2 separate regions of the Homo sapiens genome follow, and region 1 is linked to region 2. A link is an interaction called in ENCODE POLR2A ChIA-PET data of the cell type or tissue named here. Cell type or tissue: GM12878. All regions are shown on one strand. Each heading gives the region's core, and the rest is flanking DNA. Links, peaks and the distances in the headings are about the cores only.

Region 1 (5,129 bases), core at 1,568-4,067, 160 kb before region 2:
ATGGATTGTGTACAGATGGGTGCCAACTTATGATGGCTCATCTTACCATTTTTTGACTTTATAATGCTGTGAAAGCAATACGCATTTAGTAGAAACCATACTTTGAGTATCCATACAAGCATTTTGTTTTTCACTTTAAGTACAGTATTCAATAAATTACATGAGATATTCAGCACTTTATTACAAAATAGGCTTCGTGTTAGATGACTTTGCCCAACTTTAGGCTAATGTAAGTGTTCTGAGCACATTCCAGGTAGGCTAGGCTAAGCTATAATGTTTAGTAGGTTAGGTGTATTCAATGCCTTTTTGACTTATGATATTTTTAACTTATGATGTGATTACTGAGATGTAACTCCATTGTAAGTCAAGGAGCATCTATACTCAAATATAGACCATTAATAATATGGAGCCAACAGGCGTGGTGGCTCACGTCTGTAATCCCAGAACTTTGGGAGGCCGAGGTCAGGGGATCACTTGAGCTCAGGAGTTCAAGACCAGCCTGGACAACATGGTGAAACCCTGTCTCTACAAAAAAAATTTAAAAAATTAGCCAGGCATGGTGGCGGGTGCCTATGGAGCTAGCTACTCGGAAGGCTGAGGTGGTGGTACCAGTGGAGGGACTTGACTATGAGTTGTGCAGGTTCTTGGTCTTTTGAACAAAGAATTGGACAAAACATGCAAACAAAGCAATGAAAGGATGAAGCAACAAAAGCACAGATTTATTGAAACCAACGTACACTCCACAGAATGGGAGTGGGCTTGAGCAAGCAGCTGAAAAGCACTGGTTACAGAATTTTCTGGGGTTTGAATACCTTCTAGTGATTTCCCATTGGTTACTTGGTTGTACCTATGTAAATGAAAGAGTGGCCCACGACCAGTTTGATTGGTTGCAGGAGGTGACCAATCAGAGTCTGAAGTGAAGTTACAAAGTTACACATGAAGACTAGTCCTGCGACCAGTCTGATTGGTTGCGGGAGGGGACCAATTAGAGGTACTTTCCATTTTTCATCTGCACAGTGCAAAGGTAGTAACCTCTGATCCTTTCGTTACTTCAGTGTGGAGAGGTGGGGTTTTCCTTTTGATTCAGTTCTAGGAAGTCAGGGCGAATTGGCTTTAGGTAACCTGTCTCCAGACCCTATTCTCCTGCCTCAGTGGGAGGATCACCTGAGCCTAGGAGGCAGAGGTTGCAGCAACCTAAGATCATGCCACTGCACTCCAGCTTGGGTGACAGAGCAAAACCCTGTCTCAAATAATAATAATAATAATAATAAAGGAGCCAGTTTAGTTTGTGTGCCTATAATCCAGAAGAAAGGTGTTTCAGTGTACAGTCAGAGACGATAACCACTAATCCTGCCTCTGGGCTGAGGATGGGACATTGAACAACTGTTTTATTCCTTATTCCTTAGTATTTATTTTATAGAGTTGAATCTCCAACCCCTCATCTACTTACCCACCATACTATCTGTGTAACTACAGTTAACATGCAGTAGCCAAGACAGTGACTCTCAATGTGGGAAGGGGGTGATTTTGTTTCCCAGGGAACATTTGGCAATGTTTGGAGACGTTTTGAGTTATCACAACTGGGGAAGGGGTGCTACTGGCATCTAGTGGGTAGAAGCCAGGGATGCTGCAAAACATCCTACCACGCACGGGACAATGATGCAGTCCAAAATATCAATAGTGCTGAGGTGAAGAAATCCTGGTCTAGAGCAGTGGTTTTCAACCCTCAATGTTCATTAGAGTCACTTGGGAAACTTTAAAAAATCCCTATGCCCTGGTCATTCCCCAGGCCAACTAAATCAGAAACTCTGAGATTGGGGCCCAACCCAGGTTTTGGTGCTTTTTAAAGAGATCTCCAAGTGATTCTAATATGAAGCCAGAGTTGAGAGCTACTGGCATAAAGATAGTCCAAAATATCCTATTCTTAAGCCCTCAACATATCTGACTCCTATGAACATCCATTTTGTGTCTCTCATGCAGTCTTCTGCCAAAACCATGTCCCTGTCTTTTACTTAGTCTATTTGTCACTGCAGGGCTCTTGAAACCTGTCAGACACCTAAATATGGAAACAATAGACACTGGGGACTACTAGATGACAGAGGGAGGGAGAGGGGCTAGCGTTGAAAAACTAACTGTTGGGTCCTATGTTCACCACCCGGGTGAAGGGATCAGATCATTCACATCCCAAACCTCACTATTATGTAATACGCCATGTAACAAACCTACACATGTACTCCATGAATCTAAAAGTTGAAATTATATATATAATATTTATAAATATTAACATATATTTATAAATGTTATGTATACATATACATTATGTATATGTATATGTATATGTATATGTATATGTATATGTATATGTATATGTATATGTATATGTGTGTATATATAGGAACCTGTCAGGCAAAGATAGGTTTTGGCTTTACCCTATCAAACGAAAGGGGATTTCAGAGGGCTTCTCTGGTAAACCACACCGTAGAATGCTTCCTACCCACTGGGGAAACCCAAGTTAAAAATGGTTAACAGGAAATCTAGTTGAGGGATATAATTAGCAATTATTAGCTCTTCGGTGGCTGTATTCATATTACATGAGATTATTCAGTAGCAGGAAAGGCTAGACTTATATCAAGTCTGTTTAGCTTAATAAAGCCAAAAAGAACAGTTGTTTTTGCATTTTTAGGTGGAAAAAACACACATTCTGAAGTTGCTCTTGTTAATTTGTTGAATGTTGTTGGAAAAGATGTTTCGCCAGAAGAAATAAAATTTCATAGTTTTTGTGAGAGATCAAAACACATTGCCTATGTCATCCTTTAATTGTCAAAAGATAATAAACAGAACTTTCTTACCCTGTTTCACTTAAGACTAACAGCTTGGAGGAAAAAAAATCAGAGGCCTTTGTTTTCTGCAAATTCACTGGGCAGCCATGTACAGTCTGGTGGTTCAAAGCTTTCATGATCTGTCCTCTGAGAACTTTGGAAAAACAACCCATGAGTACACAAGACTTTCTTTTTAAATTGGATTATTCTTTAATGAGGGTATGATTTGCTCAGGGTTATGTCAACTCCAAGCACCCTAGTTATGCTTCTTGGTGAGAATGTACAAGCCTCTCAGCACAGCTCAGCTTCTCTCTGTTGCATCTCTATCAAGGTCCTGCCTAGCAACAGCTGAAGGGAGCAGTTGAATGAAGATGTTCATTAATGCAGATGAGTGGCTTGTTGGCACAAGAACTTTCCAGCTAGAGCTGGGGGCAGAGTCCCTGACTCTTTCATCTTAAACACTGTGATACTGCTCACTTTAGGCTGGAGCTTCTCGGTGACATTCGGGGCTGGCCATTCTTAGTTGTGGGGGCCTGTCCTGGGCATTGGAGAATGTTTAGCAGCATCCTTGGGCCCTACCCACTAGATGCCAGTATCACCTCCAAGTGGTGACAACCAAAGATGTCTCTAAACATTGCCAAATGTCCCCTGGGGGACAAAATTACTCCCATTTCAGAACCTTTGTTACAAACTTATCAACTTCTAGCCGATAGTTTCAACAGGGAACTGCTGTAGGGCTTTAAATGTGTGAAACAATGAGATGAGGGAGGGGGCTTGTGATGTGATCTGATTGCTGCTTTGAGACGGTCCCTTGGCTGCTGCTTGCAGGGAGAAAGGAGACAAGAAGGTATTCCAAGAGACTTGCTCAATTCATGGTATTAGTCCAGGAAAGAGGGGATAATGGCATAGAGTGGGATTTTAGCAGTAGGAATGGAGAAGAAAGGAGGCATTGGAGAAATGTTTGGAGAGAGAGCTACAAGCCACCAGAACAAGTTGATGGACTAGAAAATATGTGGACAAAACAGATCAGCATCCAAGATGGCTCTTAGATTGTTGGTGCTCAGTACTACGTACTGACATGTAGAATATAGCAGGAGAAACTGGTGGAATGGGGGAATTCTTGGAGAGGTAGGGAGAATCAAGAATCCTGCTTTGGACGGGGCACAGTGGCTCACACCTGTAATCCCAGCACTTTGGGAGGCCAAGGTGGGAAGATCATTTGAGGCCAGGAGTTTGAGACCAGCCTGGCCAATATGGTGAAACCCCATCTCTACTAAAAATACAAAAATTAGCTGGGTGTGGTGGCACACACCTGTAATTCCAGCTACTCGGGAGGCTGAGGCAGGAGAATCACTTGAACCCAAGAGGCAGATGTTGCAGTGAGCCAATGAGCCAAGATTGCACCACTGCACTCCAGCCTGAGCAGCAGAGTGAGACTTACTCCAAAAAAAAAAAAAAAGAATCCAGGTTTGAGATCTCAATTGCCAGCTCATCAGGGTGAGGAGGTTACTGGGTCCAAGAGTCCTAGAACTCAGGGGAGAGGAGTTGGGAAAATAGGTTTGGTAAGAAGACAGATAATATTTGAAGCTATAGAGAAGTGAGTGTAAATGGAAAAGAATTGAGAACTTTATACTCTTGGCAACTCTATAATTTCGAGCTCCATTTTCAACCCCACCCTGCCACAGATTAGAGGCAACACATTAGAAATGGAAGAGGCTAGCGGAGACTTAGACTAGCTTGATTTAGCAGGAAACCCAGTTAAGTTTGAATTTCACATAAATAGTGAATAATTTTTAACTAAGTATGCTTTGGACATACTCATTTTGTCTCGCAATCCTAAACGGAGACCAACACCAGGGAAAGACGGCAATGTTTGATGATCATGATGTGTGCCTTGAGACACAGCAGATGAAACAATGCTTGACACCTTCTTTGAGAAGATGGGCAAATGTGCAGCATGTTTGAAAATGTATTTCCAAAATGAGATGTGTGACAAAGAGTTAAACATCCCTACAACAACCACAACCACAACCACCCCTGAAGAGGAAGCCTCAACCTCCCAATCCTCTATGCTAGCTACAAAACTATAGCTGAATTTTCTGGGCAACTCCATAGGCCTAAGGGACAAGAAAGCACCTTAGCAGATAGAAGATGTGAGAGCCCATTATTATAACTGGACAAGAAACTCAAAAGCTACAGTAGCTTTTATTGTTATGGCACAAGACACTTTAGAAACAGTTGATTTAACAGTTACTTTATGTTTTGTAGGTGAAGAAACTAAGACCTTGTGATGAGGTGTGCAAACAGTGG
Region 2 (5,129 bases), core at 886-3,385:
GGAGAGTTGTGCATTTGGCAGGGGAATGAGACTTCTTGGATACTCAGAAAGGACACCACAGAAAGATCTGATTTTGCTCGTTCTACATATTCCACATGCTTTTCACTGCCTGCAACTGTCATTTCAATCAAGTTTTCATTACAGGGGAAATTTTCCTCTTAAAATATTTGCTTTCATAGGAATTCTGTCTGTGTCAGCACTGTGGTCAACCCCAGTGTCAGGAAAGTCCACTTTTAAAGATATGGGTTGGTGTGAATGCATATAAAATGATGTGAGAGTGTATTTACGCAGATGTGAGTTTGCTGGATTCTTCGTACCTCGTGACCCTCTAACTTTCTGTACTGCTGATTCAATTAACCATGCCTGTGGCACAGGAAAGAGATACTCTACTCTTTAAAAAATTAATACAATGAATGGAATTGGGAAAATAAGTGAAGAAAGATTGTAACTGTTTCATTTTTTTTTTCTAAAAAAACCCTTTTTTTCTCATATCCAAATCAAAAATAGTGATACTAACTTCTATTAAGTTAAACAGATGCCTTCTCTACAGCCCAGCAATTTTACTCCTAAGTACATAGCCAGGAGGAGTGAAAGCACAGGTCCATAAAATACACCAGTATTCATAGCAGCTTTATTCACAATATGCCCAAACTGGAAATGATCCAAATGTCCATCAATAGAAGAATGGATAAACAAATTATGGCATATTCTTACAATGGAATAATACACAGCAGATTAAAAAAAGAAAGAATAAACTGATACAATCACCTGGATAAATCTCAAAAACATTATGTTAAGAGAAAGAAGCCAGATGCAAGAGTACATTCTGTACAATTTCATTTATATGAAGTTCACAAACAAGCAAACCTAGTTTATGGGAGTAGAAGTCAGAATAGTGGTTCACTGGAGTGTGAGGGGCATGGGGGTTAATTGACTAGGAAAAGGGAAAAAGGAAGCTTTCTAGAGTGATGGAAAGACATAGATGTTTGTGTGGTCAGTGGTTTCCAGGAGGTATATTTAGGTAAAAATTCATCAAGCTATACACTTAAGATGTGTGCATGTTACTGTATGTAAATTATACCTCCATTGAAAAACAAAACATGGATAATGATAGTTGTTGCAGGGCTTACAGCAAGTATGGGATTACTATTAATAAGCATCAGATTCGGCTTTGTGCTTTTTGGCCACTCGTCATAAAGAGACCTAAGTAATATTTCTCATAGGATGGAGGAAGCACACATTAATCATTGATTGTTTCCTGTGTGCCTGATACTGTGCGCTGGAGGCCTTGGGAGACTTCATAATAAATCAGATCAGGCTCCTGCTCCCCTGTTCTGATGTACAGGCAGTACCTTCTATACCAGGCTGTGAAAAACACTAGACTGTGTTTGAGTGTGATTGTGAGCGTCTGAGTCACAGTCTAGTATAGAAGTTACTGCATGTACATTGGTGACAAAAATTCAAGGTAGAAAGTGACAGGTGACTCAAACAGGTTTGAACCAAGCACTGGGGGTGTCATATGCTTTGCCCGACATTCAGTTGAATTGTTGACTGATAGAGGCCGGTGAGGGGGCAGGTGCCATGTTTTCACAGGAAAGGGTGCTTAAAGGGTGGGATGGGAAATGTAAATGTATCAAGGAAAGTGCAAAGGAAATTTCCATTCCCCTTTTTCTGGCTTTGCCTGCATGGAAGAGTTTGCCCCTCAGCCTCAGAGGATCCATCTGGGGGCCCCAGGAGTCTCAGGGTAGATTAGTCTCCTATGGCTGCAGTAACAAATGACCACCAACTTGGTGGCTTAAGACAACAGTTTATTCTCTCACAGTTCTGGCGGCCAGAATTTTGAAATCAGTCTCGCTAGGCCCAAATCAAGGTGTGGGCAGGGCCACGTTCCCCCAGGAAGCTCTAGGGGAGTATCTGATCCTTGCCTTTTCCAGCTTCTAGTGGCCATCCATATTCCTTGGCTTGTGGCCTCATCACCCCAATTTCTGCTGTTGTTACATCACCTTTTCCATGTGCACGTAGATCTCCCTCTGCCTCCTTCTCTCAAGAATACGTGTGATTACATTTAGGACCCACTCAGATGATACAGGATAATCTCCCCATCTCAAGATTCTTCACTTAATGACATCTGCAAAGACCACCTTTTTTCATAGAAGGCTACCGGGATCAGGATCTGCTATCTTTAGAAGCCATTATTCAGCCTGCTACACAGAGCTAGTGCCGCCCTCCACCCCTGCCCCCTCACTGCCCACTGCCCACCTTGGTCCTGATGCCTGCAAATGGAGGCAAACACTGACCTCTCTCTGTCAGAAACAAACATGCAGTAATTAAAACGCGTGTTCATGGTCCCGCCTTCTCTCTTTCACCTTCTGCATAGTTGTATGGGCTGCCAGCTTCCTGGTTGCAGAATGACTCTTTGAAGAAGCCCCAGACGGAGCTTCCTCAGAGCTGTGGGTGGAATGTGCCCAACCAAGACTTGAGGGCAGGGCTTCTCACCGCAGCACTTTGTGGCAGGAGCTGTGCTGTGCGTTGTAGGATATTTAACAGCATCCCTGGCCTCTACCCACTAGATGCCAGTAGCACCCTCGCCTCCCCAACCCAGCTGTGGCAACCTAAAATGTCTCTAAACATTGCCAAACATCTCCTGGAGGGCCAAATGGCACCCAGATGAATCCCACTGCTCTACAGAGTGAAGTGGGGCCTCTCTGGCCCTGGGGGGTGGGGCTGGGCTGCTTTGCCACCCTTCTCTTTTCTAGGTCTCTTGAGTTTTGAGAACATGGAAGGGCCATGTTGCTGGGTCTCTAGTCTAGCCCCTTTGTCCTCAATCCTGCTGGGGAGGGGCTTCTAGAGCTGGGTTTCCCAAGACTAGGAATAACTGGGGCCCTGAATGAAGGGCTCAACTGGTGGATCCCAGGATCCCCTCTGACCAGACAGTTCTGGACCTGAGACAAGCTGAACAACCTCTCAGTTTTCTTTCCTTAGGGTCCTGAGAGGCAGTGGAAGTTGGTGTCTTGGACACTGGGGTCCCCGGGGGCATTCTATACTACTTACAGCCTCTGTTCTTGGTAGTAAACCCAAGAGAACATCTCAGTGGAGTAGAGCAAAGAGGCTAAGAGTGAGGGGCTTTGGCAGCTGACTGTTCAGAGTGGATTCTTAGTTCCACTCCTTATAAGCTCAGGCACCTGGGGCAAGTTACATGCACTGCCACAGTTTCTTCACTGCAAAATGTGGATAGAATTGAATCTCCTTCATAGGATTGTGGTGAGAATGAAATGGATGATACATATCAAGTGGTCAATAAATAGTCACTTAAAATGAGAATAACTTTTATCATATTTGTGTCTTATCTCTCTGTAAGATTTGATCATCCTCCTCAAGCAACCCCTAAGAAGATATTTCAAAGGGTGCATTTAGTTCTTGCCATCTCTGAGAAATGGATCTCTCCTACACATACATTATAGATAAAATACAATCATCCATGTGACATTCTGTGTTCTTCAATATCCCCATAATCTCATAAGCCTCTCCTGGTCAGTACTGCACAGGCCGAAACTAGATTCGGTTTTCTATGTACTTTCCTGTAGCCAGAAGCTACAGTTAAAGCTTGTTTAAAAAAAAAAAAAAAAGTAAAAACGAAGTTTTCTACACTGGCTGCTCCTTTCTTTGCTTTGAAGCTAGACTGTAAGTTCACAGGTAGCCCCAAATGCATAAAGATAAGGCTTCCTTTATAACAAGGAAAGAGAGAGAGAGACAAATCCCAAAGGCTTGCTTTTCACTCACATATATTATAAATTTAGTTGGATGAAGCAAGATTACAGCCAAATATGGGCAGAACATGCAGAGAAACCTTAACTGTGATTGGCTCTTAACTTTGCCCCAAAAGAAGAACATTGTGGTTTAAACATCGCCGTCCCAGGAAGTCTTGAAATCAACTGAAGGGTTTTTCAAATTTGTTCTTCATCATTTAAACCAGACCCAAGCCCACTCTCATTGGTTGCTGGAGGAGCTGAGACTGAAGTCTGTGCTGACATTTTCAACCCTCGTTTGACAGGATAATTAGAGGAGAAGCCCCCGGTGTTGGTGACATTTGAGTCTCAAGAGCTTCCAATCCCAGTGTTGGATTGAATTTCAGTTTTCTTTCTTGCCACGCTGCCAATTTGTACTGCTGTAAGCTGACCAGCTTACACACTGAAAAGCAAAACGCAGTTCAGCTGGTTTTAAAAGACCCATTGACAGCCCAGGGCTTGTAAAACGATGTGTACGGGTAGCTTCAGCTGGCCCCTGTAAGAGATGGCCTGAGATGATAAAATGCTTTGCAACTTAAATTTCCACCAAGTGTTTTAAAACATTGGGGTTTGTTTCAGGCCTTGTGTAATTCTTTGTTATCTGCAACACAGGCGTTCTTTTTGCTCTTGTGATCAGATCATGAATCTCTTGCACAATCAGCCCAAGAGCTCTGTAAGGATGAAGACTGTTAACTCTAGCTTTGTTACATTAGAGGCAACCCAAGGCTTCATTTGATAGCCATCTGAGACAGACAATGTGGCCCGCCAAGGCCACAGCTGTACTTTCCTACCAGTCATTTGCACAGGCTATCAGAGGGCCTCTCTTCCAAGCCTTTGATAAACAGGAATTCAACCCCAACTACCCTTTGGAAGCCAACGGATATTATTATAATCAGTGGGAAAACAGACAATGACGGAGTCAGCTCTGGCCAGAAGCAGAAAAGAACGAAGGTTGGTTCACCTCTCGTTGCCTACTGCATGTTGTGCACGAAATGACCTCAAAGGTCAACTTCTACGCTTTCCTTTTTGCAAGAACTAAACTCATACGTATGAGCCCTCCCCTTATGGAAACCTCAAACCCTGTTAGGCTACCCTGTCACAAACCCTGACTTGAATAGAGAAGTGTGGATCTGGGGGATAGAAGGGAAATTCTGGATGAAGTATATGTCTTTTTCATGCTCAAGCAGAATGAGCATTCAACTCATTCTGGTATCTTTGTTAAAGGTCAGTGGCTCTGCCAAAATGGCCATTTCCTTCTAGAACAACCCTGGGAAGCACCCTTAGTTCAATATCTGATCAGTTTTTCTCTTGGATCTTTAAATTCCGTATATGAAGCTGGTCTAT

What was found. Peaks named below come from ENCODE experiments on the same cell type or tissue, not always from the same donor. Only the 100,000 strongest peaks of a DNase experiment are listed, where the experiment ranks them.
Region 1: POLR2A ChIA-PET joins it to region 2 with 23 read pairs; 2 of 35 experiments call an interaction of 5 or more read pairs at or near these places.

The regions. Positions count from the first base shown.
Region 1 is chrX:13,254,788-13,259,916 of GRCh38, reverse strand. No RefSeq gene overlaps it. Among named protein-coding and RNA genes, the nearest start is that of LINC02154, 46 kb to the left of the region's middle. RefSeq lists an enhancer at 2,505-2,554. In GM12878, for the core only: a CTCF peak has its summit at 1,615 (motif pointing left); DNase peaks (open chromatin) are centred at 1,886, 2,106, 2,556, 3,116 and 1 weaker place; H3K4me3 peaks cover 533 bases; H3K27ac peaks cover 2,500 bases.
Region 2 is chrX:13,090,054-13,095,182 of GRCh38, reverse strand. All of the region lies in intron 3 of LOC105373133 (a long non-coding RNA gene), which reads right to left. Among named protein-coding and RNA genes, the nearest start is that of FAM9C, 48 kb to the right of the region's middle. RefSeq lists an enhancer at 4,267-4,406. In GM12878, for the core only: a CTCF peak has its summit at 2,302; a DNase peak (open chromatin) is centred at 2,442; H3K4me3 peaks cover 758 bases; H3K27ac peaks cover 2,434 bases.